Linked DNA regions of Homo sapiens: regions 1 and 2 are each linked to region 3. The links are chromatin loops, found by intact Hi-C in ENCODE. Cell type or tissue: mammary epithelial cell. All regions are shown on one strand. Each heading gives the region's core, and the rest is flanking DNA. Links, peaks and the distances in the headings are about the cores only.

Evidence for each region. Peaks named below come from ENCODE experiments on the same cell type or tissue, not always from the same donor. Only the 100,000 strongest peaks of a DNase experiment are listed, where the experiment ranks them.
Region 1: a loop joins it to region 3, with 7 times the contacts of the local background. A loop is called at or near these places in 4 of 110 quality-filtered maps.
Region 2: it touches region 3 in a loop (13-fold over the local background); 10 of 110 quality-filtered maps call a loop at or near these places.

What each region holds. Positions count from the first base shown.
Region 1 is chr6:39,859,713-39,870,666 of GRCh38, reverse strand. DAAM2 (dishevelled associated activator of morphogenesis 2) reads right to left here. Exons shown (of 25, transcript NM_001201427.2): 3 at 9,650-9,739; 4 at 6,160-6,234; 5 at 5,593-5,687; 6 at 2,824-3,157; 7 at 1,734-1,844; 8 at 224-327. Among named protein-coding and RNA genes, the nearest start is that of DAAM2-AS1, 32 kb to the left of the region's middle. RefSeq lists an enhancer at 5,671-6,170. In mammary epithelial cell, for the core only: CTCF peaks have their summits at 2,884 (motif pointing left) and 5,170 (motif pointing left); no DNase peak of the experiment used is centred there.
Region 2 is chr6:40,322,716-40,333,669 of GRCh38, reverse strand. No RefSeq gene overlaps it. Among named protein-coding and RNA genes, the nearest start is that of LINC00951, 28 kb to the left of the region's middle. RefSeq lists enhancers at 2,706-3,344, 3,345-3,983. In mammary epithelial cell, for the core only: a CTCF peak has its summit at 4,823 (motif pointing left); a DNase peak (open chromatin) is centred at 4,829; H3K27me3 peaks cover 244 bases.
Region 3 is chr6:39,371,262-39,382,215 of GRCh38, reverse strand. All of the region lies in intron 16 of KIF6 (kinesin family member 6), which reads left to right. All of the region lies in intron 3 of LOC107986594 (a long non-coding RNA gene), which reads right to left. Among named protein-coding and RNA genes, the nearest start is that of KCNK16, 54 kb to the right of the region's middle. In mammary epithelial cell, for the core only: a CTCF peak has its summit at 4,568 (motif pointing left); no DNase peak of the experiment used is centred there.

The DNA of each region.
Region 1 (10,954 bases), core at 1,092-9,091, 490 kb before region 3:
GGCTACTGGGTTCACCTGTCTATAACATCAGAGATGAGACAAGCAGGTCAGCAAAGAGGACAGGCAAGGGCACCCCTTCCCCCCACAGAGCTGATTCTGAATCTGCGCTGGGAATGGCAGCTGGTCTCCAGAGGGAAGGGCAGCCTTCACAAAGGTCCCAACTATCCCCATCTGAGGCACTGTCCCCACAGGTTTGCAATGGAGACGGGTGCTTGGAACTTACTTGTCCAGGATGGCATTTTCATGTTGCCGGAGCTTGTCAATCACAGGCTGTATACCCAGCATCAGGAATTCATACCGTAGATGTAGGCGGAACTCCAGATTATCCTGGGGGTCACCAAGGGAGGGCCAGACTCATTGGCAGATCTCAGTTTCCACAACATCCCCAGTGGAGCCCTCATCACCACCCTAGCCACAGACCCAACACATCTCCCACAGCTAACTCACCTGGAGCTGCTTCCAATCCCAGAGTTCCAAGAAAGAATGGAGACCTTATTTCTTAGTTTAAAGCAAACCCACTGCCCAGCTTCTTTTAGGTCTCCTGCCCCACTTCCTTCAAGCCCCTTGCCAGTTCTAGCCTTCAGCACCAAAGAGCAGTGTTGTAGAGTGACATGGAGCACAAGCTTTGGAATCAGACAGATCTTGGATCTGGTTTTGTGACCTTGGGAAAACTTTTAGTTTCCCCATTTGTGAAATGATCATAGCATAACTAATCTACAGGGATGACACTTGTTATAATTACCTGATGAGGTGTGGTTACCAGCTAATCAGAGCACATGCCAGCCATGAAAAGGTGGTACCAACAAAGGTGATGTTAGCATCTTAGGGGCAGATTATTCCCCCAACCGGCCTTCCCTAACCCAGGGCATAAAGATAAATTGTTTTTAAAAAAAAAAAAAAAAAAAAAAAAAAAGTATGCTGGCGGAAAAGAGGGGAAAGTAAAGATCATTAAATTGCTCCCTTTGCCCCCTCTGTCCTTCAAGTTAACCTTGACCAGGGCATCTGATTGCCTTAGAATTTGGAACGTTCACCTGCTCTTCAAGTTCTTCTATTGTTGCTTTTTTTGTTGTTTCTTTGAGATGGAGTTTTGCTCTTGTCCCCTAGGCTAGAGTGCAATGATGGTGCAATCTTGGCTCACTGCAACCTCCGCCTCCCAGGTTCAAGTGATTCTCCTGCCTCAGCCTCCCAAGTAGCTGGGATTACAGGTGCCCACCACCACACTTGGCTAATTTTTATATTTTTTTAGTGGAGACGGGGCTTCACCCTGTTGACCAGACTGGTCTCAAACTCCTGACCTCAGGTAATCCACCCACCTAGGCCTCTCAAAGTGCTGGGATTACAGGCATGAGCCACCACGCCCAGCCTGTTGCTATTTTTATACTTCAAGAATCCCATTCTGACCCCAAAGGAAGGGAAACCAGAAGGCACACCTAACAGAAGGCACTAGAAGAACATGACCAGCCAACGAGAAAACAGTCCAGAAACAGCTCTCCATAAACAAGGGCCCAAACTCGCCCTCCTCCCACCAATGATTCTCTGCCACCCTGAGCCATCATCAGCCAGCTCAGCTCTGGGTCTGTCCACCGTGCATGATGCTACCTATGTAGGCAACTCCCCAGGAGCCCTCCCAGGTTTAATAGCAAAAACAATTATTGGGGAAGCAACACACTCACACACTCTACCCCAGGTCCAGAAAGTCAGGGAACAGCAAGGGCAAGGAGAAGGCACCCCACCTCTCCAGCTCCAGCATTGAGGACAGCATTGATGAAGGACATGATGGCTGTTTTCAGATTCACTTCATCCCGGTACCGGCCCAGACTTCGGTCTAGCTCGTTCAGCAGGGTCTAGGTGGAAATGCAGGACAGAGCAGGAGGAGAGGGCTGAGTTCCCAACAGGTGTGGCCTTTGCATCTTTACTCCTGTCGCCTCCACTACCTAGAATGCCCCATCTGCTCTCTCCACCCAATCAGGTCTGTCCAATTTACTCTGGGCTGCCCCAAACCTCACCTCTGCCTGGAAAATTCCCTTGCCTCTCACCTCAGTGGCAGTGCTGCCTCACTTCCTCTCCACTCAGCCTTTGGGGCTTGGTCTACATGGTTGAGCAGTGCTTCAGTGCTGCTTTATCATCGTGCTCCAGCTGTTTACAGCTCATATGTATTCCCTGCCTAGCTCATTTATGGTATGGACACTGCTTTTATCCCTTTTCCGTCTTCTGCAGAGTCAGGACCCAGTTTTTGGCAATAAACCATGGGGTTTGTAACATCAGTTCATGTCTCTATGGACTTACTCTGTGCCAGGCACTGTGCTAAGACACTTCATATTTACTGTTCATCTCACTGATACTTCTCTGGGCAGGTCAGGGAAAGAAAAGAGAATAGCATGGCTGAAGCTCCCAGGGATGGTCCCAGTGTCCCACATTAGGTACTGGCCCAAGTATAGCACCTAAAATCTCAATCTCAGCAATTGCACTCAATTCAGTAATTCTTGACTGAGCCCCTATCATGAGCCAGGTGTTGAGGTTGGAGATGCAGAGCCACAAAAATAATGCAGGCCAATATTCCGGCTTCCAGGAACCCACTGACTAATAAGGAAGACAAGTCCATTTCCCAGCCAAACTCATAACTCTTAAGGCCCTGCATGTGTTTTTATGCAAGCCTTCCAGGTCCCAGTACTCTTCACCTGTTACCTTCCAGGAGCAGGCATGCAGACCACATTACTTTCCTTTTCCCCCAGTTTCTGCTGCAAAGAATCTTCAGGCTCTCACTCACATGTGACATCCTCTGCCCCACCCAGCTGGCATCCCACCTCCAGCCTGGCCCCTCACCTGGAAGCGGGTTCGCTCTGCTGCATACACCTGGTAGTGCAGCATGGCCTGCAGCACCTTCTTGTGGCCACCAGGCACGAGGCACACAGCACCCAGGATCTCCAGCACAGCCACCTTGGTCTTGCTGTTCTCTGTGCGTAGGCTCTGGGCTATGGTACTAATGGCCTCAGGCTGTGCCAGCACATGTGCCCGCCCCTGGGAGTTGTTCATCAATGCTTTGATGCAGCCAATGAGTGAGGTGTGGATGCGGCTCTCACAGGTGGCGTGGTCCATGCTCCGGAGGAAATTTAGCAGACAGGTCAAGCCCTCCAGCTCAATGAAGCGGGTCACAAACCTACAAATCAGAGCCATTAACAAACATATATTTGCATATGATTCTGTGTACACTTTGCAAATAGTTACCCCCTTACCTGTGTACCACCATGCACCTTGTCCCACCTACAGTAGCCACTTGGTTTATTCGTAGTTTATCTAAAGCAGTGAAATCCTATCATCTTCACAAAAGACTTGTGTCTTATTTGCATTTTAAATACTCTGTATTTGCATATCATTGTCAGTTGCATAGCTAAAATGGTATGAATGTGAAGTCCTCTTCACATGATCATGATAATTATCAGAGCTGTTAAACCTGAACACTCCTCTCCAGTGAGGATGGAGATTAAGAGAATTACAGTCGGATAACAAAGAGGGCTTCCAGATAGGAAAGCCATCAGAATCATCAAGTCATGGCGTTAAGCCTAGGGAAGCTACATTTCAAGGGATCCTAAAGAAAATAGCAGAGTTATCTATCTTGAATGTTAGCAAAAAAACATTAAAACCCATTTAGTTCAGGGGTTCTTAATTTGGAGTCTGTGTTCTGCTGAAGAATCTATGGATAGCATTCACAGATCCAAGGACTTGGGTGGGAAAAGAAAATTACATTTTTATTTTTGGTAACTTCTAATTAAAATTTAGTATTTTCCTCAATGATGAATGTCAGCAATAAATGACAGTAGTATTAGCATAATCTGTGACTTTGTCACCCCAAGAAATCACAGCTATTTTCATACCAAATTACAGTTGTACCAGGTATCTCAAAATACCATTTACACTCCTCAGTACTTCAAAATTATGATGGTTATCAAGACTCGCAGCTAGCTCTTGCTATTTAAGGTGTAAAGAAGCAGAATTCATTGCTATCTCATTTTTATTATTTGTAGCTGTATTTTCATTGATTTGTTATGCCTATCTTTTTATCTATTATTTAAAACATCATTTCTGCGAAGCAGTCCATAAGTTTCACCTAGGCGCCGGATGTCCATGGCATGCCCACACACACAGGTACCCTTGATTTAGTAAAATAATTAATGATCTAAGAAAATTATTATAAATAACATTACTTATCCCAAGCGTATTTGTGTTTATGTTATTGTACAAATACGCCTAGAAAATAAAAGAATGTGCTCTCAAACTAAGTTGTTAACAATAGCTATTTTTTTACTTTTTTCTATTTTATGCTTGTCTGCATTCCATAAAATTTCCACAATGACAATATGTAACTTTTGTTAGCAGAATATTATTAAGGGAAATTACAATAAATTGGGGTAGGAGACAAACCTGGCAACTTCCTCTCAACCCCTTTATTTCCTGACTACCTCATCCTTTCCTCTATCCCCTTCCCATTCCAGAGCCCCACCACTACCAGAATGACAAGAGACAATTGGGATGCTCCCATTCTTCTTGAGGCTGTTTCTAGTCTCCTGGGGAGAGAGCTCAGCTCAGACAACATACACATCCCCATGCAATGGATGGCTAGCTTTTCGCCAGGGGAAGGGTGAAGGGTGGCTCCTGATTGTTTGCTCATTTCCATGGTGTAAATGCTCCCAGCATAGCCAATTTCAAGCTACAGATATGATGTCATTGAATGCAGAGTTGGGAAGAGATGCATATTTCATAGTGTTTCCATGCACATACAATGCATGTAAACTCAAAAGTATACCTTATAGTAAAATGTAGAAAAATAATTAGGTAATTTGGGAATGAAGAGTTTCAAGTATTTATTACCTTTGTTTTGATATAACTTACTGAATCTTAAATTTATACAATTGAAATTTTAATCATAGCTACGTTTAACAACCAGCTTACAAAATTGCTGAAAATTTGACACTCAGCATTCGCCAGCTGTTACTAGCCAGTTCCAGCACACCACGGGGCAGACCCAGACACAAGGAGCCCCACTTTGGGCCCCACACGTTGTGGCCTGGGAAGGGAAAGGTGTCCTCCTATGGCTCCAGGACTTCTACCCCATTTTCCATGCCTGCGTTGCTCCCATTCTAGATGGCAAATCCCATCCAGAGACACCACACCGCCCCCTAGTGGTTGGAGTACTTCTCTACCCGTGCGTCCCTCTTTTCCTGGATGGGGCACTCACCCTGCCCCCTCATCCTCACAAGGCTCTTTCTTTTGTACCTTGTCCATTTGGTCACGCTCCTATTCTATCCCCTTACCAAAAATAAATCAATAAATTTTTAAAAAGCACTTGCCCTCGATTCCTCTTTAGAGAGCTCCTCAGGACCTGAGGTTTATCCCACTTTCCCAGGTTTCTCTCCCCTCCTCCCAAGCCCTGGCAGCCTCCCAGGAGAGGAGTAGGGGCTGGGAAGTGAAGTCAGGTGAGGCAGAGTTGGCCAGGAGGACCGGCATGGGAGCAGAGCACTGCACAGGGCTTCGGGAAGGCAAGGAGACCAACTGTGAAGGGACTCAGCAGGAAGCAAGAGGGGGAAACTGAATTACCTCATAGGCTGTGTCCGGAGGGCTGTCTTCAGGTCTTCCACGACTTGGTTCCTCATCTCCGTCTCCTCCTCATCAAACGCGTACAGACTCTGCATCTGAGGGCCAGCAGGTAGAAAGGGGCTGCCTGTCTCCCAACCCTCTGCACTACAGCTCAGGTGTGACCCAGGGGCCATGCTTGCCTCAGAAAGGGTGAGGCCTCAGGGAATGGTTTACTGAGACCGAGTGTCGGCCCCTGGGAAGACCTAGGTTCTGGGCTGGGACTTCACTTTCCTCATCTGTGAAATGGAGAGAAGTACTGGCCCGGTTTATTTCCCAAGTTTGTGTGATGCCCAAATGGATTTTAAAATGTTTAAATGGTTGGGGGACTCTGAGATTGCCCAGAGGAGGGGTGGATTACCTTAAAATTTCATGAATAACTGGAAAGCTGCTGAACTCCAGTGAGTGGGCAGTGGGGCGCTGAGGAGCAGTAAAAGGCAGTTTGGTGTGTGGGGGGTGGGGGCTGGGGGAATCACTCCCTGCCGTAGCCTTTCCAGGTGGGGGCAGGGCAGGAGAGGGGCAGCCACTCACCGCAGCCATGGAATTGATGCGGTCGATGTAATAGTCAGGCCAGCTGGTTGCCAGCTTGTTGGGGTCCTCCTGCTCCTGAAACAAGAAAAAGGACAGCATGGACCAACAGGCAAGACAGGCCCGTGGCCTGAGATCCTGAGCTTCATTCCGTGTCAGCAGAGGGATTCATTTCTCAGCTCTGCCCATGTCGGGTGGGTTGGAGGAAATTACACTCTCCCCCAGGCTTCCATTTCTCCCTTGGTGAAATACAGATGATGAACATTGACTCTCATGGCCAGACAACGACGCGGGCAGAAACTATGCAGGTGTGTGTACTTTCAGTGAGCAACGTGCACCATTTTTTAAAAATTCTTTTCTCTTGTTCTGTTTGCTCAGCTTGTATTTAATGAAATATAATTTCCTGGCTGTTGAATCTAATTCAGATTCCTGTTTATTTTTATACATCTTTTTACTTTTTCTGATAATCTCATTCTCATATTTTACAAAAGTATTGGTCTGTGACAGTTTGGAAATTTAAAAACTTAAGTCTTTCAGGTATTTCTAGAACACTAATAGAAAACACTTGGCACATAGTAGGCACTCACTAAATAGTAACTTTAGAAAAATAGAGAAATTTCCAAGGCTTTGGGCTTTGAAAAGACTCAGGAGACCCCCTTAGGCCTGTGATTTAATTCCTGGCAAACTCCTGAATGAGGGGGATGTGCAGCGGGGAGGCAGAGCCCAGATCCGAGGACCTCTGGCCCAGTGCTCAGCCCTCAAGAGACAGGCTCGACTCTTCCCCAAGTATGGGCAAGAATGATGGGAGTTAAAGAAATATTAATGTTGACTGAAAATCCAGCCTTCTCCAGCCAAATGGATCTGCTTCTGGGCCTCACACCCATCCTGCTCATTCCTGTTCCTGTGCCCCAGGTCACTTTGGAGGCTCCTCCCCATCTGCTTTCTCCACTCTCCTGCTTCCAAATCGGCATGAAAACTTAACTTCCTCCAGACCCTCCCTGACAAAACACCTCTCTGCCAGCTGCCAGCGGGCCCTGCAGCTCTCAGCTCCATCCACTCAATGTTTTCTATTTTGTTTCACAAAATACAAATCTTAGACCAGTAGAAAAGCTGCTTTGTTTGGGTCTTTATGACTTCACATGGTTAAATGTTAAATTTAATCATGGTTATACATGTTAAATTCTCCATGACTGAAGGCCAAACATTCTGCCTTCTGCCTTGGGGAGGGGAATCAGCACCAAAAACAATTGTGTCGGCAAACACATCCTTTCCTAAACTTGCTGGCTCGTCATTTACCCATGCCATATGCACTGAATGGGGACCTACTAGATGCCAATCACTGTGCTGAGCTCTGAAAGTACGGAGTAAAGAGTCATGGTCTCTGCCTTCCATGTAACAGTCCAGTGCCAGAGAAAGGGTGGTAAATGTTCTATGGTAGAGCCACCCATAGCAGACCTTGGGGGGTGATCCATCCAACACAGAAGGCTTGTAGGGGGTTGGCGTGAGTGGTCTAAGAACACTGGGCTATTAAAGAGCATTACAGCTAAGACAGGTGGGGAGGGTGTTATAGACAGAGGAAGTGCCATGTGGGAAGGTGGAAGGTTGTGAAAGTGTGTGGGGAAATTACAATTTGGTTTGGAAGGCAGTGAGAGATGCCTTCTATTTTAATAAATCTTTTTTTTTTTTTTTTTTTTTTTTTTTTTTTGAGATGGAGTTTCGCTCTTGTTGCCCAGGCTGGAGTGCAATGGCATGATCTCGGCTAACCACAATCTCCACCTCCCAGGTTCAAGTGATTTTCCTGCCTCAGCCTCCCGAGTAGCTGGGATTACAGGCATGTGCCACCACACCTGGCTAGTTTTGTATTTTTTTAGTAGAGATGGGGTTTCTCCATGTTGGTCAGGCTGGTCTCGAACTCCCAACCTCAGATGATCTGCCCACCTCGGCCTCCCAAAGTGCTGGGATTACAGGCATGAGCCACCATGCCTGGCCATTTTTTTGTTTGTTTGTTTGTTTGTTTTAGCAGCTGTAGAAGAGACCAACTTAAGGGAACTCCATAGTAAATCAATTTGGAAAATGGAGAATCATGAGATATGATTAATTACGCCTGAAATTTCTTTCCTTCCTTCCTTCTTTCCATGATTTGAGCTTTTTAAAGACCTGCTTTTCTCACAATGAGATGCATAAACACAGAGTGTTATATTCTGCAGGTGCTTAATAAGCATGCATTGAGTATACTAGACAATGGCTCATAGCGTGTGCAGCCCATGCCTCTTGTCACAGGTCCTCAGCCTCTAGCACTATTTTCCCCAGCAGTCTCAGGTTCTAGCAATGGGCAGCCAGTTGCCATAACGGACTGGGTGGGCTGTGGGTGAGTTTTGCCTCTCTAGGCCTTCTTGGCCTCATTTGTAGAATAAAGAATGAGACTGCATCGACACTGTGTGGTTTTCCAGGTTCCTGCAACTCTGAAATGGTGTATATTTGAATCCTCCAATGTTACAAGGTCAGTCTGGCTCAGTGTGGAGACCTCGGAATGGGATAAAGTCTTCAGCAGGAAGAGTAAGAGAAGAGCTATGAGGGGGCACAGGAGCACAAAGGATACATGGCTCAGACTCCGCCCAGACCTTCCTGTCTCCTCCCAGGAGGGAGGGAGCCTAAGCCTCAGGCGTGGGAATAGCCAGGCTCTGGTCCCCAAACACCAAAGCAATGTAGGAGGGCAGAATAACAAGTTTTAGACTTGGGACTCAAGTCTGAAAACTGGGAGGGTGGAGGGGAGAGGAGGAAAGTAGGCCATGAAAAGAAAATTCAGGAGCAAAAGAAACAGACTAAAATAGAAAGGGGGCAAGAGAGAGACGTAGAGACAGAGGCAAGCTGAAGAAACACGGAGATGGAGACAGCAGAGAGAAGAATGCACAGCCGCTGGGAAAGCAGAAGGGAGGAGATCAAGTCCAATTAAGCCCCACTGGAGCTCAGCATACCCCTTTCTAGGGAGGGCCATAGCAGGAGGCTAACAGCATCTTTTAATGAGCAAGAAGAGAGGGAGGATATGCTGAGGAGAACATGGACAGATGTGTGAGCCCTAGCCTGGGACAGAGTGGAGACTAAAGATCCAAAAGAGGACATCCCTGCCCCCCAAACTGATTTCTTATAGCAAAGCTGCTCCAGGTATGGTCCATGATGCCCACCCTCCATGCCTGGGAGCAGGCACGAGAGAGTCCAGACTCTGCTTCTTTGTCTGTCTCCCAGCAAGCCCCAGTCCTGGGATGCAGCAGGTCCTGCTTTAAGCGTTTTTGAAAAAGAGAATCCTATTTCTTTGAGTGTAAGCTCCAGGACAGCAGAATTTCCTTTTTCTATTTTATTCACTGTTGTTCCTCCAACACCTAGAACAGGGCTGGCATGTAATAAACATCAGGTGAATGCATGAGCATGCCAAGGCAGCAAGAGCCACCCCATGCCATGAACCCTGAGATGTGGCCAGAGGGGTCAGAGAGGGCACCTTCTTCTTGCTGCAGTAGATCTGCCATTTCTTCTCAGGGGGCAGTGCAAACATAGCCTCTCGGTTTTTGTCAGTGAGATCCAATTCATCCTGCAAAGACAATAAGAAAAAATACGTCTGACACTAGGGATGGTTGAGATTAGAATAGTCAGCCCTGCAGGAAATTACAATTCCCCCAAATCAGTTCCTCAGGCTACTACTATCTTCCTCCCGAAGAGCATCAAAGATATGATAGGGCATTTCTTTTTCTATCAGAGATACAGCCCCATCCCCTTGCCTCAACCAACCCTATGTGACTTCTATTGCACTCCCTTTACTTCCTGTCCACCCCCAGCCTTGTCTCTGCAAATCCACCCTCCTGCTTCAGGTCACCCTGTTCCCTGCCCATCGCCTGCATTGCTTTGCTAGCTCCTGATCCTCTCGCCCTGGGGTCTCTTGTCTTCCATCCCTTGTCATTCTTAAGCTTGTGGACACCATAATACAAAGCCTAACAAAGAAGGGAATTGTCTGCAGATCTCGTTCTGCCTCTCTCAGATTCTTGCCCCATCCTTCACATCTACCTGCCCTTCGAATCTCTGCCCTAGACATTCTCTGGCTCCCCCACACTCAGCATAGGCCCTAGCACAGGCTGGAGAGAGCTGGTGAGGACAAGGGGCTGCTCAGAGTAGGATGGGCGAGCCATGCCCCGGGAGGCATTGATCTGCTTCCGAGGGAGGTAGTGCCTGCTGGAGGCAGCCCCTCCCACTGCAGGACCAGCAAGAGAAGGCACGGGGCTCCATCAGGCTAGTCCAAACTTTCCAAGGAGCTAACTGGAACTTTATGAGGTCATATTTGGGGTAACTCCATAGGTATTTTAGGGTGAATTTGAAGGTTTTGCTGTGCTAGACGGCCCCTGAAAAGCTCTATTTTTGAAGCTGCCTCTCCTGTCATTCATGAGCAATGCCAGGGCTAATCAAAGGACTAGTTAATGGGCCATGGAGACCATAGTGTGCTTTTTTTAAAATCAAAAGCAAAACTTGCATTAAGCATAAATTAAGCATAACAAAGCATAATATTATGACTCTTTATATTTTCAAATACAATAAACAGTGAAAACAATATCTAAGGAAGTATAATAGTCTTAAATTTTGATATCTGTAATCTTTTCCCTATACTTTTATTCAAGGGAGAATATTAAGACTTTATTCTCTCACCTAGATCAGAACTGCCTAATAGAAAGATAACATGGGCGACATATATTTTCAATTTTTTCTAGTCACATTAAAAAATTTAAAAGAAATAGGTGAAGTCAATTTTCATAGTATA
Region 2 (10,954 bases), core at 1,075-9,074, 950 kb before region 3:
AAAACAAGCAAAACTTTAAAATGTCAACCATCTACTGCAAGGGGATCTCGATCTAGAAGATAGTAATTCTGGAAAATAGTAATAGCTAACACCCCATGCCCTTATTATTTCAATCTTCGCAGCAACCCTATAAGGTGGGTATAATTATCACCTCTTTTATCGGTGAGGAAACTGAGGCATGGGGGGGCAAGGCCACAGAGTCCATCAGTGATGGGGTTAGGATTCAATCCGGAGCAGCCTGGTTTCAAAGCCTGAGCTTAACCATTGCTCTCTCCCTACAGGGTGGGAAGCAGGGTATGGAAAAATGGAAGCCACCCTCCTGCAGCCTGAGATGGGGTAGAGGAAGCTCACCTCTTACTAGGTAGCTTTGCCCCACAAAGAGCTGATTCCTTCCCTTGCATCTGCTTTGTATGATAATAAGAAGTCTGTTGCTTTATAAATACATGCACCTCACAAGAGAAGGAGAAAGGAACAGAGCTCTGTGGGGACAAGCTCCAATTCTCACAGAGAGCGCCAGACCATGGCAAGATTGGAAGATGTGGCACGTCTTCCCTCATGTTGTCCCAAGCTCTCTCTAAGTGGTAATGGAGTGGTGGTTGGAGTAAAAAAATTCTGGTATCGAATCCTGAATTTGCCACTTATTAGCTCTGGGGCTATGGGCTAATGACTAATTATTTCCAAAACGCAGTCTTCCCATCTGTACTGCAAGCAGGTTGAATTAAGTCCACTCATTCTTCACTCTGTGTCCTAGACTGCACTTCCCTCCTCTGCAGCTCTTCTGTCCTTCATTTCTATTAGGTGCTACATTCTTAAATCTTGTATCAGAAACTGGTTCAGGCAGTGAGCTTGGCAAACAAGCAGCTTCCATCATGGAGATCAAGAAAGCAGTAAATGGCTGTGTCTTCATCAGTTAGGAACTAATTTGGCTACCTATATCTGAAAGACACACAACAAAAGTAGCTAAAACAAGATAGAAGCTTATTTCTATTGTAAAAGAAATTCAGAGATGAGCCAACCACTCAGAAAGATGAATCCTTGGTGTCAGGGACCTGGCTTCTTCTGTCTTGTGCCTCTCCTAGACCCAGTATGTGGCTTCCACCTCATGGTTCAAAATGGCTGCTAGAGTTCCAGTCTTTAAATCTACATTTCAGCTAATAAGTAACAGAAAATAAATTAAGAAAGTTGTGCCTTCTCTTGTTTAGGAAGGCTTCACAGAAGTCTCACACAACACTTCCACTTAGCTGTCAGTGGCTAGAACCTAGTCATATGAACACACCTAGCTACAAGAGAGGCTGGGTAATGTAGTTTTATATGTAAACTGGGTTTCAAGCCTGGTGCTCAGTTGAGGGTTTTGTTGATACAAAATAGAGGAGGAATGGGTATTTTGTAGACACTTAGCAGTCTGAGATCCAGGACAATGGAAATGATCACCCAGGAGGTTTATCGTCAGGAGGTGGTGCAGCATTCAGGGATTGGAGTCCAAGGTTCTAGACTTATCTAGACTGCAAGAAGTTGAAGATGTGGTCAATGCCACAAGGCAGGAGCTCCAAGAAGGAAGTACGACAGCTGTGCTACCCCCACCCCACTCCAGGCCCTTCCAACTTCTTGTGTCCTGGGCAGTAGCAGCCCTATCTAGGAGCCAGGCAGCTCATCACACCAGGCACGTGGCTGGGAGAAAGGCAGGTGGTGAGCAAATTGAAATTGTCAGGTGCTTAGACCAAGGACAGAAAAGCCTGGACTCCTCCTTCTCAGGAGGTGAAGCTCACTCTCAGCCCGGGGGTGGGTCCACATAGATGGCAGGGCTGGGCCACTCTTGGGGAGCAGGAGGGGGAGGGTCTCTGAACTGGCTAATAGGAAGCCCCCTCTGCAATAGCAATGGTATTCTAAACAGGAGAATAAAGCTTTGGAAGCAAAACAAAGCTATTCCACTGAATAAATGTTCTCTGCATTAAAGCAGCCAGAATAGCGATGAATTAAACATCAGGTCTGAATGAAAGGAAAATGCCGTGATTTATAATTGCTTCAGGCAGGAGGCAGCCTGGGAGAGAGGCTGAAGCTTCATCAGGGACCCAGTTTCCCCTGCAGAGCTGCAGAAGCACTGAGAGGAGATGCTGGCTGCCTTCAGGGTGGAGAGGACTGCTATAGAGTCTTCCAGAAAAGAGGGCATCCTAGAGAGATGAAAGGAACATGCTCCAGAAGTCAGGAGGCCTGGCTACTAGCCTCCATTCTGCATGACCTTGATTAAGTCACCGGGTGTCTCTAGGCTCCTTTCCTGTTCTTCCGGTGGGGATAGTAACACCTGCCTCATCTCACTTGGTTCTTGGAGAATAAAGAGACATAATAGATGATAAAGGGTTTTGCAGATATAATAAGCTGCTATTACTTCTTGGCCTTGGCATCACCACAAAAGCAGTGGCGAGGTTCCTGTTGAGCTCTGGCAGCTTCTCCAAGGTGACCAGTCTTTAGGAAGGGGGAAGACGGTGGGGGAGAAAAGCAAGATGTGTTGGCAAGCTCTACTTAGAAATGCCACCTTGGAGATACCTGTCAAAACTGCTCCATGCCAGATGGGTGCATCTACTTGCAGGGCAGTGTGCTGTGGTGGTTAAGATCCTGGAGGACCTGAGTTTAAGCCCCAGATCACCCTCTGGTTAGCATGTGACCTCAGGCAAATTAAGCAAATTTTCTGCACCTCAGTTTCTTCATCTGTAAAAGCAGGATAATCATAATACCTCAACTCATAGCATCCTTGTAAGGATTAAATGAGTTCATATAAGTAAGACACTTGCAATGTTGCTTGGCACATAGAAACTTACATGTAACTGCTAGCTCTTATTAAGTTTCTAATACCAAATTCATCAACTAAACTTCTGGAAAGAAGCCATGGGCTGGCTTTATAGGAACCAGAATACTGCCTAACCCCAGCTACTCATACTTTACTATGCATAGGACTCCCCCAGGGATCTTGTTAAAATGCTGATTCTGATTCAGTGGGTCTGGCCTGTGGGCTGAGATTTTGCATTTCTAACCAGCTCCCCAGGGATGCCAGGGCTGCTACTCCTGAGACCACACATTGAGGATCAAGAGGTGAAGGGATGCTACTGGCTGAATTTCGTGGCACTTGCCTTCACCAGCCCGGATATTTGGCTATTTCAGGAGGCTGGTGGGTCAGCGGCCCTGTGCTGCTTCATTCCGCCCCCACCTCCCACCCCCAGGGAGCTGCTACCCAGAGCTTCCTTCCTGGGGAAAAGGAATGATCTGCATACAAGAGGGATGAGCCTGGATTTACCACCCAACAGGCTCTGACAATCTGTCTTGCTAGGATATTCCTGATCTATTAGAAATGACACAGAAATCCATTCCTAAAAATTCCTAGCAGCTGAGGACAGTGAGAAGGCTGCTGGGAGAAAAAGCAGTGAGTGGGTGGGTGTAGCTCCCCACTGGCTGCCCCAGATCTTGACAGGCTGGGCTGGTAAGTCTGTCCCTCCTGAGCTGTGTGGTTGGGGAAGCTTACCTTCCCTGAGGAAGCCTGGCTTCCTCAGCAATAAGTGGGAATCACAAGAAGCCCCACTTTATAGATCAGTATGCATGCATGTGAACAGTTCAAGACTGACTGTTAAGTTGAAGAAAGCAAATTGCAGCAAAGCATAATTTCATTTTTTAAAAATGTACAATCATATTTGCAAACCCATGGGAAAGTCTAGAAAAATACATATCAAACTGTTAAGAGTAGTTACCTTGGGGAGAGAGAGGTGGGATTATAAGATACTTTTACTTTCAATATTGTGAATATTGTGAATTTCTATATTGTTTGATTTTTAAAATAATGAGTATTTATTACTTTTGTAATTGGAAAGCCTCCATTAAAAAAAAATCTGCTTCAAATGGCTAGTGTCAGCCTTCTGGACCACATGGGGAGAGAGGGATTTCCATACGGTCCCTTCTAAGCAGCACAGGCCACAGGGGCTGGGGGCAGAAGCCCTGGCTGAGGGGCTTAGCTCTGCCACGCAGTCCTGCGCAGGTTCCTCCATCTTCCTGAGCCCCTGGTTTCTCATCAGCAAAATGGGAATAATAACAACCTGAATCAGGAGGTCACCATCCAGGGAACACCATGAGGACTGAGTGATAGCACCTTCGCCCAAGCCCGGACACTCCGCTCCTCCCCAGAGAAAAGGAGGAGGGCAGGGCTGCAGGAGGGCCTGGGAACTCTGCTAGGCTTCTTAGGGTAGCACTGAAAGCTCCCACAGTTGGGCATTCCTCAGACCAGGAAAGGAGAGGAACAGAACCTGGTGCCTGGAATATGACAAAGTCAACTTACCCTATGTTCCACTCTAAATCTTTCATGCCTCCCAACCTCTGCTCATGCTGATCCCACTCCCGGGCTTGCTGTTCCTGCCTCCTGATTTGCCCTTGTCTCCCTCACCTGCTGCTTCCTACTCACCTTTCAGGAATCCTCTAGGAATCTTCCCTGAGCCCCTGGTGAAGTTGGGGGCAGGGAGCCCCTCTTGGCTGTTACATCAGCAGGCTGCATTTCTCTACCCTCCTGGGCTCACCTACTGCACAGTAATTACCTGTCTCCTCTTTGAGACTAAGAAGTGGGCAGGTAGGGGTCTTATTCACCTTTGAATCCCCAGCAGCTGGCAGAGTGCCAGGCACTTATTTTTACCTACCTTTTCCCTTGTAAACCTTTTGACATAAACCTCTTAGATTATCCTGGGATTTCCTAGTTGGCTCCTTTCTGCCAAGTGCGATCTGGCAGGACTATAAGGAAGGCAGAGGTAGGAGTGGGCTGGAGAGCTGGGGTGGCAGTGAGGGCATGGTGCCCTCTTGCGGCCAGGTGCAGGGGTGGCTGCAGCATCCTTACGGAAGAAAGGGAGGAGAGGACAGGTGGGCCGGTGAGCTAGATAAGATAGAGGAGGGTCTCTAGGAACAAGTAGAGGAGTGGGGAGATCACTGCATTGGCAGTTTCCCCAGCACAGCTAGGAGTGGTCCTTCTTCCATAGATCCCAGTGAGGGGCTGTGGCTTAGCTTAAAAGCATGAGAAAAGTTGGAGGAAGCCCAGAGACTGCTCCCTTGTGGAGAGGAGGACGCCACTTGGAGGTGCGTCAGGGAAATGCTTAGGCAGGAGGATGGACGCAGAGGTCCTAGAGGTGTGTGACCTGGGAGAGGGACATTGGTGCAAGGCTCCTGCTCACACATTGATGGAAGCCTGAGAATCGAGAGGCCCTCCAGCGAGGGAAACCAGACCGGCTTTCTCCGGCAGGGAACGCATACTTGGAAGCCTCTTGATCCTCCTCTCTGCTCCAGCCCTTACCGTGAGTAGGTCTTCAGCACACTGGATACCATTTTGTGCTTTGAGATGTTGGTGAGGGACCTGGAGGGGGCTCAGGCATCCTCTGGGGTATACACATCTGTTTCCAGGTGACATCTCTAGGACATCACACCCCGTTCACAGTACCTCCTCTATCTGCCCCCAGAACCCCACTCTTCCTGTGGTTTCAGAGATTAACTGGCGGAAGGGGCAGGTGAGAATGTAGGAAGTGGGGAAATCTAGGGAAGGTGGGTGGATGAAGCCAGCCAGCTAGGAAAGTGCTGACCCCAAAGGAGCCCCCCATGAGAGGCCCCCCTCAGCAGCCCTGCCTCCCACACCAGCCCTCTACCCTTAGCTCTCTCTAAAACAACAGAAAATCTTGCCTGGCTCCTCTCACCACCCAGCCCAAGAGAGGGAAAGCTTTCTTTTCTCTTTTCCTTCCTGCCCCTTCCCCATTTCTGGCCCCATCACCCCTTTCCAGGCCTCTATCCTTCTGTGTTCATCCTGACCTCTTCCCTGGCCTCGTGGCTCTCACTTTGAGAGTCAAACATGAGCTGGTTGGAGGAACACTGGGTCAGACATCCAGGGACCTGGGTATGCTGCTGATTTCACCACTGATGTTCTAATTTCTGAAAGCTCCCCAGAGCTCAGTGTCTTCACTTGCAAAGGGTTGGGAGGTTGGATTGGATAATCTGCCACAATCCTTTTAGTTCTGACATCCTGGGATGCATTAGGCTCCGTCAATCCTTGGCGACCCCTTTCCTAAAGCTGATCCCAGGGTCATAGTTAGAATGCATCAACTGCCTTAACTGATGTGAGACATTTCCTAGGGATATAGCCATATGGGAGATAACCTAGAGGAAATGTGAAAAGTATCCAATTCCTGAAACATCACTGTTTCCTCATGCCATGTGAGGAATCCCCACCCACAGAAGTCATCTGCTCCAGCCCCTGCATCAGGCCCAGAAACCAGAGCAGACAGACCCTGCTCACACTCTTTCCTTGCTTGTCATATGACCCAGGGACAGTATCAGATAGTTCCTGCCTTTACAGCCCTCTAGGACTTCACATTTCCAGTCATCCTCATGCCTGGCCCCTTGTGGGACAAGGGAGGGGTCTACCAGGGCCTCCTGAGCAGGGGGGCAGCCAAGGGAAGTACTTAGTTCACCAGAAGCCTTCATCAAGTTTCACTTCCTGGAGTCTAACTTAAACCTTTCTTGCTGCTGTATAAATCAATGTCCCCCAGTTCTGGCTTCCCCACCCTCCTCAAACTAAAGAGCTGCTCATTTGCATACAGCTGCCTCTCCCAGACCCATTTAACTCCCACCTCTCCTGGACTTTTCCTACAGGTTCTATTTTTTTCAACCTTTCATCATTTCTCCTATTGGCTCTGGCTGTGCTCCAGAGCTTCCAAATCCTTCTTAAATGTGACAGCTAAAATTAGATGCCGGGAGAAGGCCAAGTGCAGTGGGATGATCACACCCTGCCTGGCATGTGCCGATTCCTCCTTCCTGGGTCCTGTCCCAGCATGGAAGAGGCTGGTCCTTCCCTAAGGATGTTATTAGACTCCCAGTCCCCTATGATCCTGGGTCCCGTTGGGTTTCTCCTCACCTCCCCCTGGATTGATGAGGCTTGTGTTGAATTTCTACAAGCCTTGCCTTGTATTTCACCCATCCTGAATGGATCATTTTTCTAATCTGTCAAGGTTTCCCTGAATTCTATTTCCGCCCTCTTGGACTGGGTGTTTTCCTTCTGGTGCTCCAGGATAAACCATGATCTCATTCTAAGATGTTCTTAGCTGGTCCTGGGTTATTCATTAGTTCACTCACTTGTTCATTTAGTCAACAACTATTTACTCAGTTTTTCTTTTGTGCCAGCTACTGTGCCAGGCTTGGGGATGCCTCCATGGAGATTGCAGCCTTAAACTGGACAAGGGCCACTCAGGGGCCTGTGGAAGAATATAAGAGGGGTCTCACTCTGTTTCTGGGAGAAATCATTATAGCATATAGCAACTGTGTTTTGGTAATACCAGGCTATGATGTGTTTTTATTGTTGTTGTTGTTGTTTGTGTGTTTTTAAAATTAACCTCTGAATCTTGGTATCTTAATACAATAAAAATTTACTTTTTGCACATGTAAAGTCCAGTGTAGGATGTCTGATTCTCCAAGGCAGCTGTCCTCTCCTTGAGGATCCCTTCTGTCCACTGATGTCATGTCAACATGAGTGGGCTTCAGCTTACTGTAGCAGGAAAAGGAGAACTTGGAGAACTCACACCTGGTTTTAAGTGCCTTGGACCAGAGGGGATCCACTGCCCACAGCCCATTGGCCAGAACGGGTCACATGGATGGGTTAACTTCACCTCAAGGGAGGCTGGGAGATATAACCTTGCCACGTGCTCAGACAGAGGAAATGGGGAGGTGAACACAGAGCATTGTCTCTGCCATAGCAACTCAAGTGGCTGGATCCCAGAGAGAAAAGGTCGGGAGTGGCCATTACCTCCAAGATATAGGTTTAAGAACATGGTAGGAGGGGTTCCCAGAAGGTGAAGAAGATGAAAAGAAATGTGGGAACAGGGTGAAAGAGGTGGAGAGGAAGCAGAGGCGCTGTTACCCACAACCCCTCCCTCGCTTCACACTGACTGATTCCAGCAGCCAGGGACCACACCTTTTTCCTCAGCCACCTGTCTGCAAAGCAGCTCTTGGTCCTACAGAGGAGGGCTGGGACAGAAAGCCAGAGAGATCCTACCCAGGATGGGCAGTCAGGGTAAAATCCTTGGCTGCATCCCTAGCCAGGTCCCAAACCAGGTCCCCAACCAGGTCCCTAACCAGGCTGCGGGATCCTGAAGAAGTTGCTTCACAATCTCAGTACACAGTGGTCTGGAAATTCCCTGGTATTGGTCTCCTGCCTGTTTGTCCTCAAGGCCCTTCCTCGAAACATACAACCACCCACCCTCCTCTGCAACTCCAGACTCTATGCCTGTTGGGTTCTGTTTCCCTTGGGGGAGTTTAGGGTTTGGGGGAGAAGCTGCAGGTGTCTTTCCTGCTCTCCTTTCTGGGGAGGCTCCTCTGGCAGTGGCCTCAGCTCCTGACCTGTAGGCTGGCATGGTTCCAGCTCTCATGGGTGGCCCTGGCTCCCAGGCACTGTCAACACCACTCCCCTGCCACCAGCCCTCGAGCTGGCAGGAGCTTCTTGAGGTTGCTGATTTTGAAGTTTCTTCACTGTCCCACTTGGCTCTTGGCCCCTCCAACACCTATAACCAGGTCACTGCATTACCTTCCTTCTGTCATGTCCTGCCATTAACTTGATTTCTGTTTTCCTGTTTAGACCCTGACTGCTGTACCATCTACATGGCAAGACCCTGGTGGGGGAGAGGGAAGGAACAAGAGGAGAGAGAGTGGATGCTAACTGAGGCAGAGAATATGAAAAACAGAAATCAGATACCATCGGTGGTCTCCTTCCTACCCAGCCTTTGTGATCTCCACCACCTGCACTCACCTTCCAAAGGGCTGTGTCCTCCACATCGGCCCTTGGCCATGGAGGGCAATAAACATGCATCAGGGCAAGATCTAGCTGCTGCCCTCCTGGGTGGGTCCCAAGGCAAATGGTAAGATAGGCAGAGTTGAGCCCTCCAAGTGAGAACAGAATTTTTCTAGAACTTCCCGCAGGCAAGGCCTGTGTTGCCTCATCCATTCATAACCCCTGTGCTGGGGAAGCTTTGGGGGAGATGTTTTGGAACAGGTAGGGCTTCGCTGCATCACAAAAATCACCCCCAGGAAGGCGACCAGCTTCTCAGCCAACTCGGTGGACTAAAGCTGCACATCCATCCAAGCCCAGCTTATGGCGGCCCCAGCAGCACAGGCAGCAGACAGCCTGAGTTCTCTGTATGCAGAAGAGCAGCTCTGAGGTGGGGCAATAAATAAAATCAGAAACCGTAAATAAACCTGCTGGCCTCACACAGGGTGAACAAGCAGCCCCCTGGGGAGCTGGGCTCTGCTTCCAAGGAGGTGATTAAATTCCAAACCACCCCAGCAACTTCCATTGGAAAGTCAGGGCCGGGACTCTGGGCTGGGGGAGAGGGATACAATCATAAAATATTAGAAAACTGAGATCTTAGAGTGAGGATCAAAACTTTAAAATTGTAAGGGATCTTCTCAGTGGCTCTCAACCCTGACTGTGCATTACAATCACCAGAGGTGATTTGTTTAAACATAGCAATGCCAGACACCACCCCTCCCAGTCCCTGCAGAAATTCACTCCTTAGGCTGGATGGGGGCTGAGCACCTCAGATGATTACAAAATATTCCCCAGGCCAGACGCTCTAAGCTCTGCCGCTAGGGAACTCAGGGGTTCCCAGAGCAAGGTCAAGGGTTTCCTCCACTAAAATTGAATCATGCAGCTCTTTTTTTCAGTGCACAAAAGAAATCAAGTTAATGAATAGAATGTTCTGTATTTAAAGTCCTCCCCCTATAAATTTTTCTCTCCTTTTGGCACCTGCTGCTGCATGCTTGCCAGTATATTGGTGAAAAAACAATAGGAACAGAAAATCTCAGAGGCCACTGATCATGTCTGCTTTGATGGCTTTTTTTTAATTAAAGGTAACATTTCTAGGCAATATAAGCTTTGGATAACTAAATCAGATAGCAGTCCCCTCGAATCCTCTTTAGAGCAAAGTGGGTTAGGTGTAAATAAATAGGATTCCATCTTTTGCTGAACCTCAACTTCTAGGTGGTACAGCTCCACCAGGGGTCAAGATCACAACTCCCAGAACTAGCCTGTTGAGGGGTGAATGTCAACTCTACTGCAAATGAGACACCTGGCCTTGGGTAAGCTAACTAGCGTCTCTGGGCCTCAGCTTCCTCATATAAGGAACAGGGATAAGACATAGTCCTCACCTCATGTGGCTGTTGTAAGTACTAAATAAGTCTGTATATTTAAAGCTCTTTCAGCAGCACCTGGCAGTAATGCTATTTAGCTGAACACATTTGAGACTCCGTGGGAGTGTGGGACAGCAGAGTTAGTACCTTCAGAGAGGATGCTTTAGTCAATAAATTCGGTTTTCTTCCATTACTTTTTAATCACCCATTAACACATGGATCATTCTCATTTTTAAAATCCAAACGATATAGCAGATTAGAGTATTAAAAAGTAACAATTCTTCAGTAGTGACATCCCACCCTGATCCTGCTTCTTCCTGGGGGTGGGTAACCACTGTTCCCCTAGTGGTATATACCTCTTGCTGAAGCTTTTCCTGGTATGTTTACAGTCCTGGGAACACACAGGAGACTAAGACATATCCTGTTTTCTAGGGACTTACATTCTGGAAGGACAGACAGACAAGAAAACAAAGCACAAGAGAGAGTGGGGACTGGTAGGAAGAGGCATCTAATAAGAGGAAGCACATGCAATTTCTGACTTTACCTGTGAGGAAGGTGGCAGAGGGATTCTGGTGCCAAGTCAGGAGCTAGACCAGTGGTTCTCAAAGTGTGGTCCTCGGACCAGCAGCAGCTGCACCTGGAAGCTTTGCTAGAAATGAAATTCTCAGGCCCACCTGGAACTCTAAGTCAGAAGCTCTAGAATGGTGGGGAGGGGGTGGGGGAGCAGCTTGAGTTTTGTCAAGCCCTCCAGTGGATTCTGATAGACCCTGAA
Region 3 (10,954 bases), core at 1,439-9,438:
TGTAATAAACCTGCACATGTACCTCTGAATCTAAAATTTAAAAATGGAAATTTAAAAATAAACAAACAATGATGTGAAAAATACCACTCAACTCTAGGGGCAATTTTCATCTTCGGTCTGGGAAGCCATTTCCATGACTTTGTGGGCAAGAGATCTTCCATCCTCTCTGCTGCCCAGTCCCCACCCCTCCCAGGGATGGTCCTTCCAGCTGGGGCAGACACTTCCTGGGCCTTTGGAAAACTGCTGTATGTTTTCAATCACAGGCTTGTGCCTTAATTCCTCTGCTCATCTCTCTGGGAGTCTTCTGAATTACAGCAGGTGTTAGGTTCAGTAGCGCCTAGCTTTGCCTGAAGTAATCAGCAAACTTCAAACAGAAAGCACTTTGGCTGGAAGTCTAATTAAGAGCATTTGAAATACCTATTTATTTTAAAAGCATACTATCCCAATTAGAGAAGAAGTGTCAACATCTCCCAGCTGCCATTCTGAGATTAAATGCCATGTTGCCGTCCAAGCTCCTTAGGAGGTTGTCTGATGGAGATTTGGAACTGCCAGAGCTTGTGTGTCCCAGGTGGCCGCATTTCAGATGGGAATTCTCCTCATTGAGAGAAACCTCTCAAGACAGATTGCTTATAGAACCTTAACTCTCGCCCTTCAGCCCAGCAGTTGGGCTGAAGGCTAGGACAGAGGGCTCCGGTAAGAGTAAAGGCAGCCTACTCGGTGTATTTGGATTCCCTGATGTTTTGTAATTCAGGCTTCAGATCTAAGAGTAAAGAAGTGACTCAGTGGTACGCCCCCTTTCATTTCTGTCTTTTTTGTGTATCTTCTACTACCATCACCCTTTTCATTCTGTTCCCTTTGTCTGCTTCTTTTCACTTTCTCTCACTCTCCATTCTCAGTATTTCCTCTGTTATTGTTTCTTTCTTTTGCCTACATGTTCCTATGGTTTCATGAAAGTGTGGGTGTGATCGGTTTGGGTTTGTCGTGGGGAAGGGTGATGAGCAAGTTGGATCAGGAGAGTTTTTCTTATATGTTTTGCATAAGAATATGTCTCTGGATGTGTAAGTAGATGTGTGCCCAGGGAAATTTCTATAAAGGCAATCCCATATCCCAAAGGAACAAAGATTTAGTGGTAATGTGAGAGGCACCATTTGGAAGAAATCATTCATGGATGATGATAAGCCATTCCCAGTGGTGTGCTGAGCTGGCTCAGTCCATAAAAGCATAAACTGTTAGTACTCCAGGAATGTGGGGAGCCGTTTTTAAACAAAGATGTTATTAAAATTAAATTAGATAAGTTTACAATTAAATGTTATATTAAGAAACAAAGGTAACAAATACTCAAAATTCACCACTTCCTAGTTAATTTACTACATTGTGTTATTATCTGTGCTTTTGAAGTGATCTGTATCCACTGTATCTGTGTGGTGGGAACACTGTGTGACGAGGTGCTGCGGTGCCTCTCTTCCCAAATCCACATTTAGCGAGATCATACTGGTGGCTTCAAATCAGCCATGCTGGAAATATTTACACCAAGGAAATTGGCAAGTATTATAAATGTGGCTTTTTTTTTTTTCCAAAGAGTGGCTGTTAAACATTTGCCACCACACCAATGGCATATGGATGGCCCTTTCATGGCCGGGTGTGTGCGTGTGTGTGTGTGCGCGTGCATGTGCACACACGCGTGACTGTGCATGTGCTTTTATAAGGATTCCTACTCTCTTTCCTGGCTGAAAGTCAAGACTATGGTTCTTTCTTCATTTACAACTCACCCAAGATACATCAGGAAACATAAACATCTACCGAACCCTGGTCCTTTTAAAACTTAGTGGACAGGAGAACTAATGAAGACAAAAAGGAGGCTGAAGAAGCATTGTACCTTGTGAGCTCCCTAGATGTGACAGTCAGAGCTGGGGGTGTCTTTTAAGACAAACATCAATAACCATCTCTAAGAACATCATCAGGGCTTATAGGAGGGCTGACTCCCACACACTATTTCAGGAAACAATAGAACAATGTTATTTTTAAATTAGGCGTCAGTTGGAAATGATACTAACTTAACTAGATTCAGCTAGCTGAGCTGAGAGTGCTTTGCTGAATTCAGTTGTGTGTGTTTTTACCACTTTACTGTACTATCGACCCCAAATGATTTAGTATTGTTGATAATGCAGATGAGACTAATCAGCAAATGTTTCTTGAGTACTTTACCATGTGCCAGGCATGTTACTAAGTTCTCTACATGTGTTTCTTTCTTTAATGCTCACAACCCAATGACGTAGATGTTACTATTATCCTCACTTTACATTTAAGGCCCAAAGGGGTTAAGGAAACCTGCCTAACTTTGCTCCGCTGTGGATGCAAGGCCAGTAGCCTGGGTCCACAGCAGTGTTCCAGCCATCACGCTGCACTGCCCTTAGCACTTTGCCAGGCATCATGGAATCCACAGAGGGCTGTATCCAGTGCCTGCCCTCAAAGAGTTTCCAATCTAACCAGGATGAGTTGACATGTGCATAAAAAGACAACTCCTTTTTTTAAGTATCAGATTCAGCTACCTACATTCTTCCATTCACTGTCCTCTTCCCACTGTAGCCACAAAACCAATTCAACATTGACCTCCTCTGTGAAGCCTTCCCTGACCCCTTCTCCCAAAATCTGCTTTTGCCTCCGCCTCATGGGTCTCTGTTAAAGCACCAACCCTATTTTGTAATTATTTATTTCCATATATATTCTCCATGCTAAAATGTAAGCTCCAGGAAAGGTGGGTGCAGTCAAATTCATCTTCGAATCCCTAGCAGCCAGCACAAGCAATAAATAGGCCAAGTCAATGGCCAGATGAATGCTTCCCCAGGTGACTTCCAGACTCACACATTTTGCAAAAGCACAATGAGACATTTGAGCATAAAATAAAATAAGCCCATTTAAAAGAAGTAGAAGGCATAAGTGCTTTTGGACTCCACAGCTGAGCAAATTACAACACACAGGCAATAAATTTGGCTCTCTCTTGTCTAGCTGCTAAGCAAAAAAGAGGCACCCAGAGTTACATAGTTTTCATTTTCTGACAGCAGGAAGCATACTAACTAATTTATCTGCAGAAAATAGAATTTCTTCCTGGAACTAAATACAAGCCAGAATTTATCGTGCGGATCCTTGTATAAAGGACACTGAGTGACACAGTGAACGATGTCTTCAACTGCAGTTTTACAAAAGATACCGAAATGTTATTCAACCAGATGATTCTTGTATCGACCCTCTATAAAAGCTAGAGGCCTGACATTAAAGCATAGCTCACTGAAAGCGTTTATGTGAGCGGCCAAGATAATAGGATCCGGGTACTCAGCTTTCTGATGGCCACACAGAGCAGGACTAAAACTGGAAGAATCCAGCCCCAGGAACGTGGGCTGTGGCCTCTCTCTCAAATATCTCTTCTAAGCAATATTTGATCAGGGCTGGATCTTGTTCAGTTCACAATCAAAACCCTTAACAGGTGCCTGTGGTTAAAATTTAAAAGATACATCACACTACCAAGCAGCATGTGAAATGTGTCAGGTGAGAGGGACAGGCCATGAGAACTTCCCGTTCTTACCAGAAGGAGTGGCCCTGGGGGGTTGTCACCAAGACCACAGGCCTGGGCTGAGTCTTGAGGAATGGGCAGGATTCTGAACCACAGAGAAGAGTGGGAAATAGTTTGGGTTAGTTGGGGTGTGTGTATGCGTGTGTCTGTTGTGTATGTACGTGTGTGCTGTGTATATGCGGCATGTGGTGTGTGTGTATGTGGTATGGATATATGTTGTATGCATGTGTATATGTGGTATGTGTGCAGTGTGGGTATGTTGTATGTATTGTATGTATATGTGGCACGTGGTATGTGTGTATGTGGTATGTTGGATATGTTGTATGTGTTGTATGTGTGTTTTGTGCTTGTGTGTGTGGTGTGTATGTGTGTGTGGTTTGTGGGTTTGTGTGTGTGTGTGGTGTGTTGGTGGTATGGATATGTTGTACATGTTATATGTGTGTGTGGTTTGTGTGTTTGTGTGCGGGATGGGGGTTTCTCTGCATTTACGCTTCTCTGCGTTTACCCCTTGACCCAACTTCTGTGAAAACAGAGCTTACTGGAACATCCCATTTCCTCGACAGCGAGCATGTTTCATATACTGTTATAGAAGATAGTTATACTGATAGTATTAATTAAAAAAAGAAAATATCTTAAACTTAAGATCAACAAGTTCCAAAGGATGGCTGAGATTCCCCCACGAATACTACCTCTTGGGCACTACCCCTCTTTCCACCTCCCTCCTCCCTCTTCTCACTGCCCCAGGAACAAAGATCTCCTTGAACAAAAGCAGCCCCCAAGAACAAGCCATTCGACTGTGATGCCACGTGGAGCCCTGGGATTGCCACTGGCTGGTGTTTCACTACCTGACCCGGGAAATCAGGCAGAGGCAGCTCTGAGTCCCCTGCAAGGGCCTTACGGGTTGGAGAGAGGCTCTGAAGCTGCTGGCTCCCTGTTTCACTGCGTTGTTCTAGTTTAGTCCTCTGAGAGGGCTCTTTTCCCCCAACCAGCATTCCTGCAGTGACCTCTTGTGGCATCCCTGTTGTTCTTCAAAGACAGGCCTCGGCTGTTGATGCCACTTTCTCCCATTTGATGTAAAATTGGTAAAGACTGAGTTTTGAAATGCTTTTTGCAGTTCTGCACCTAGGGACAACAAATTTAAGAGAAAGCAAAAGGCCAGACTGTCAACCATTTATTCCCCAGATTTCACTGAGCACCTAGCATGATCCAGTGTGTGAAACTGGGAATCCAAGGATATGGAGAGGAGCCACTGATTGAGACTGAACTGAAACCGGGGTTGGGGGGGGATGGGGGACGGCAGGGCAGGCACAGTGGCTCATACCTGTAATCTCAGCACTTTGGGAGGCCAAGGTAGGAGAATCGCTTGAGGCCAGCAGTTGGAGACCAGCCTGGGCAGCATAGCGAGACCTCATTTCTAGAAAAGATTAAAAAATTAGCCAGGTACAGCAGCACATACCTGTAGTCCTAGCTACTTGGGAGGCTAAGGCGGGAAGATTCCTTGAAGTCAAGACTGCTGTGAGCCACTGCACTACAGCCTGGGAGACAGCAAATTTAAAAAAATAAAAAAGAAAAAGAGAAAACAACGGAAGGGGATCTTCCAGCATCCTCTAGCCCAGTGGTCTGCAAAATGTGCTCTGTGCAGCCTAGATGGTCTCCACAGCCCCTTCAGGACCACGAGGCAAGGGTGAGGACAGCCACTGTGCAAACAGCGCAGCTTTGGGATTCTCGCCCACTCAAATTCAACCAAAACAACTTCAGATCTTTTTTTTTCTTTCCATTAAGCTTGTATTTGAAGAAAGAGTTCTGCAGCTTTTAATATATCTTCTTTCTTCCAATATCATGGCTCTGTTTAAAACATTTCCAAAGTCAGATAGTCCAAACTTCCCCTCCCCAGAGCTATCTCAGCTCCCTCTGGGCTCACACAGAACTCTGCATATCCCTCTGTGATGCAGCTAGTCACACTAGACAGTGATGATTAGTCTGTGTCTCCCACACTGGACAGATTGTCTTTCTTTCCCCAACACCAAGCACAGTGACTGTCACGCAGTAGGTCCTCCATAAGTGTTTATTGAATGAATGAGTGAAACTTAGGCATCACATTTTTGCCTTAAAGATGTGCCAGCAGCTGAGGGGCTCTGCGCTCAGGTTTCTACATCTGTAAAATGACGTGGTTGGACCAGATGATAGCCCAGTGCCGGGCACAGTTCCTGAGGCTTAGCTGGCCTTCACTGACTGCTTGTTGAATGAACAGATGAATCTCTAGCACTCCACAGCCCTCAAGTGTCACAGTATTACCTCTGTGAAGGCAGGCTTCCTTCAGACATGCAGAAAACACTCGCAACCTTGGTGCGGAGACATGGGAGAGCTTGGATGGATTACAGATGTTTTCACCCTCTCAGAAATAAAATTGTTGACTCCTTGAAATAAGGCAGGATATAAAGGATGCAGCTGCCCTCTAAGGCTGAGATAACATCTCAGTTGGTTCCAAAAGAATTCAGGTAACTCTGTAAAACCATCAACAGTGTGTCTCACCACTTAATTCTAATCCACAGTTGCTTGTGAATATAGGGCCATCCTCAGTGACATGAGGTCCTTAGCCGAATTTCCATGCTCAAGGGAGAGGCTGGGAGTGAGGAGGAGCCTGCACACCATTTCCCTGCCAGTTCCCAACTGCCAAGGGTTCAGACCCATTGAGTGGTTTAAGGCTCCTGCACCAACCATTCTGGAGGGCAGAGGAAGACTCTATGTCAGCCCTGGTGCCAGCCTGCAATAGCAACTGTGGTTTAGCAAAAAGAGCATTCACCCTGTGTATTGGTCAGGGTTGTCCAGATAAGCAGAACCAATAGGAAATATATTGATATATGGAGAGAGATTTTTTGGAAGGAATTGGCTCACTCAGTGTGGAGGCTGAGAAATCCTATGATCTGCCATCTGCAAGCTGCGGGCCCAGGAAAGTCTAGCTGTAGTTCTAGTCCAATCCTGCAGGCCTGGGAACCAGGGCAGCCAAAAAAGTAAGTCCCAGTCTGAGTCCAAAGGCCTGAGTGCCAGAGTGCCAACGTCCAAGGGCAGGAGATCGATGTCCCAGCTCAAGCAGAGAGAGGAAATTTGCCATTCATTACTCAACCATTTTTGGTATTTTTGTTTGCTTCTCTTAATATTATTTCTAATTGAAAAGCCATAATTGTATATATTTTGGGGGTACATTGTGATGTTGTGATATGTGTATACAATGTAGAATGTTTAAATCAAGCTAATTAACATATTCATTGCCTCACCCATGATTTTTTTTGTGGTGAGACATTTGAAATTTACTCCCAGCAATTTTGAAATGTCCATTATTACTCCTTGTGTTCACACTGCTGTGCAATAGATCTCAAAAACATTCCTCCTATCTAATTGAAACTTTGTACCCTTTGACCAACATCTCCCTCTCCTGACCTCCCACCCCTGGTAACCACCATTCTAGCCTCTATTTCTATGAGTTCAACTATTTCAGATTCTCACATAAGTGAGATCATGCACTATTTGTCTTTCTGTGCCTGGCTTATTTAACTTAGCATAATGTCCTCCAGTTTCATTCATGTTATTGGAAATGACAGAATTTCCTTCTCGTTTAAGGGTTAATAGTATTCCATTGTGTATATATACCACATTTTATTTATCCATTCATCTGTTGATGGGTTGATTCAATGTCGTGGCTATTGTGAACAATGCTACAATGAACATGGAAATGCAGATATCTCTTCAACATACTGATTTCAGTTCCTTCAGATGTATACCCAGAAGCAAGGTTGCTGGATCACATGGTGGTTCTATTTTAGTATTTTGAACAACCTCCATACTGCTTTCTATGACAACTGTACCAATTTACATTTCCACCAACAGTGTACAAGGGTTCTCTTTTCTCCACATCCTCACCAACACTTATCTTTCATCTTTCTTATAGCCATTTTAACAGGTGTGAGGTGCTATCTTATTGTGATTTTAATTTGCATTTCCCTAATGATTAGGGATGTTGAGCATTTTCTTATGAACCTGTTGGCCATTTGTTTGTCTTCATTAGAGAAATCTCCGTTCAGGTCCTTTGCCCATTTTTTTAATAGGGTTATGTGTTTTCTTGCTGTTGAGTTGCTTGAGTCCATTATATATTTTGAATATAAACCCTTTATCAGATGTATGGTTTGCCAATATTTTTTTCCACTCTGGGTTATCTCTTTAGTCTGTTGATTGTTTCCTTTGCTGTGCAAAAGCGTTTTAGTCTGATATAATCCAATTTGTGCAAGTTTGTTTTGTTGTCTGTGCTTTCAGGGTCACAGCCAGAAAATCATTGCCTAGATTAATGTTGTTGAACTATTCCCCTTATGTTTTTTTCTGGTAGTTTTACAGTTTCAGATCTTATATTTAAGTCTTTCATCTATTTTGAGGTAATTTTTCTTTATGGTTTGAGATAGGGATCCAATTTTATTCTTGAGCATGTGGATATCCAGTTTTCCCAACACCTTTTATTGAAGAAACTGTTGTTTCCCCATGTATGATCTTGGCACCTTGGTCAAAAATCAACTGGCCATAAATATGTAGGTTTATTTCTGGGCTTTCTCTCCTGTTGCATTGGTCAATGTGTCTGTTTATCACAGTGCCCTGCTGTTTTGATTACTATAGCTTTGTAGTAAATTTTAAAAACAGAGAGTGTAATGCCTCCAGCTCTGTTCCTTTTGCTCAAGATTACTTTGACTATTGAAGGTCTTTTGTGGTTCCAGATGAACGTTAGGATTTTTTTTCTATTTCTGTAAAAAAATAACATTGGAGTTTTCATAAGGATTGCATTGAATCTATATATTGCTTTGGGTAGTATGAATATTTTAACAATATTAATTCTTCAAATCCATGAATACAATATATCTTTCCATTTATCTGTGGTTTTTTTCCATTTCTTTCATCAGTGTTTTATAGTTTTCAATTATACCTCCTTAGTTAAATTTACACCCAATTTTTGTTTGTTTGTTCTTTGGGTTTTTTGTTGTTGTTACTATCATTAATGGAATTTTTTTTTAATTTCTCTTTCGGATAGTTTGTTGTTAGTATATAGAAATGCTACTGGCTTTTATATGCTGATTTGGTATCCTGTAACTTTACTGAACTCACTTATCAACCAAAAGTTTTTTGGTTGAGTCTTTAGGGTTTTCTATATATAAACTCAAGTCATCAGCAAACAGAGACAATTTCAGACTCCTTGCCACAGAGCTGACCATGGCTCTGGGCCACCAGCAGCATTGAAGGCCTCCACAAGACACAGTCACTACACTGCTCTAGCCATATTTACTCACAGACACCATTGATTACTCTTTCTTGCAAAAAAACGCAATCACATCCAAGAAGGGGCTGTCTATTCCTTTAAGCGCTGAACCCAGATGATCTTGTTACCAGTTGCCAGAGCCATTTTTTTCATCATGCAACTGTGCAGAAATCATGGCTGCTGCTTTGAGCAAATTAGGCATTTGACCAAACATATAGAAGACAAAATTCTAGCCTCTGCATCTCATCTGCTAGACTAGAATGTATTATGGCTGGCCCCTCTATCTGTCCTCTTTTTCCTTTACACATGATGAAAATCGCCATCTGTGCTCGGCAAATCTCGGACCAAGAAAGGCCTCGGTGTTTCCTAGGAACAGTTCTGTTGCATGTGTAATGGAGTTGGGTAAGACTTTCCCATCTCCCCAGAGAAGGTGATGATTAGTTTGGGAAAGAACAACCAACAGGAAACCAAGGTTGGCTGTGCTGAAATACAAATGATGGGTGCAAATAACCAACAGAAAGCTTTAAGTGGTATTTTGAAAATCCTGATATCTATTTGAGAAATAATTAGGGAGCTGTTGTAAAGAGCCAGGAGCCTGCCCAGGAGAAAGGGTAGAGTGAATTGTGAAGGATGCTTCTACCAATTCCGTAATATTCTATTTAAAATTAAAAAATGAAACTGCAGCAAACTATTTAGATATTTCAAAATATAGTCAGTACATGGGTGTTATTTATCTCATTCTCTGAACTTTTTGTGTTTGCAATGGTTTATAATAATTCCCAGAACTCTATGAAGGATTAGATTCCAAGGCTTCATAGATCAAATAAAAATTACTGTTTTAGTGGAATCATTGTGATAGAAGTGGTAGTAAAAAGTGAATCCCAATTCAATTCTGATTAATCTTAATTCTCCTTACTACCATTTATGTCAGGATCATTTTACTTAAAGGTGAAAACAGAAAATTTACCACTTATTTTCTTCTCCAGGCGCATTGTAATTTTTGGTAGGGACTTAATAGCTGTTGGTGGTGTGCCTGACATGAGTGATACAGGGAAGTGCCCTGAAGGTTACTTTTTTGTTGTTCTCCCACCGTCTCTTCCCATCTTCATAGGAGGGAAAGTTCTTCCTCTGCCCCTGGATGGAAATTGATCAACCCCATAACTGAATTGGTCATTCATTGTTAATTACAAACCAAAAAGAGTGGTCATTTTATATAGTAATTGCAATCTTAATAATTCCAATTTCATCAAGAGATAAGACTTCTCTCCCTTACCCCAACTCAGGCCAACTGTGAGGAGGAGAGGGAAATAGTCATCTCTCTTTCTAACTCCCTCCCTTCCTTAGCCTGCTAAGGCTCGATTTCCTCAAGAAGGGATTAGAGGAAAGAAGGAAGGGAGGAAGGGCCATTGGTAAAATCTCACTTGAATGGTTCTGCTGTAATGTGGCCTTGGACTCTCTGGGCCTGGTAGATATTCAAAGCAGACTCTTCCTAATTTGGGGTGGTTTCATGGGTCTCTGGAGATCCCTCACCAGCAGGTCCCTTAACTTGAGGGAATGTGCCTTATTGGGCGGTTCCTTACCCAATTTGAATCTATATGGGTCAGGGTCCTAACAAGAAGCAGATGTCAGCACTCAGATGAGACGTTGTGAAGAGAATTGGATAAAGACCTATCTACAGAGGCATAAGCAGAGTGTAGGGAAACTGCAAGGGAGAGCACCCCAGAGATAGTCACTGCAGCAAGGCAGGAAGCATTGCTGTCCCTAGGCCTGGACAAGACAGGGAAAAGTTACTAGAATTTAAAGACTGTCAGGGCTGTGCAGAAAGGCCCTGGCCATCTGATACGAGCTGTGACCTTCAGTCAAGCCATGTGTCCAGCTTGTGACCCCCGCAGAGAAGTCTCCCATGAAGAAACAGCTTGGCCTCTCTCTCCTCCTACCCTCCAGTTACTTGCTGCTGTTCCCCACTGGAGGAGCCCAGACAGAAGGCAGAGGGTGTAAGGAAGGTAAAAGAGGGTGGAGAAGTCAATGAGCTAGGAATAGGCCCAGCATACCACCCCCAGGTTGCCCGCCTCCAGGTTTCCTTCTCCTGCATT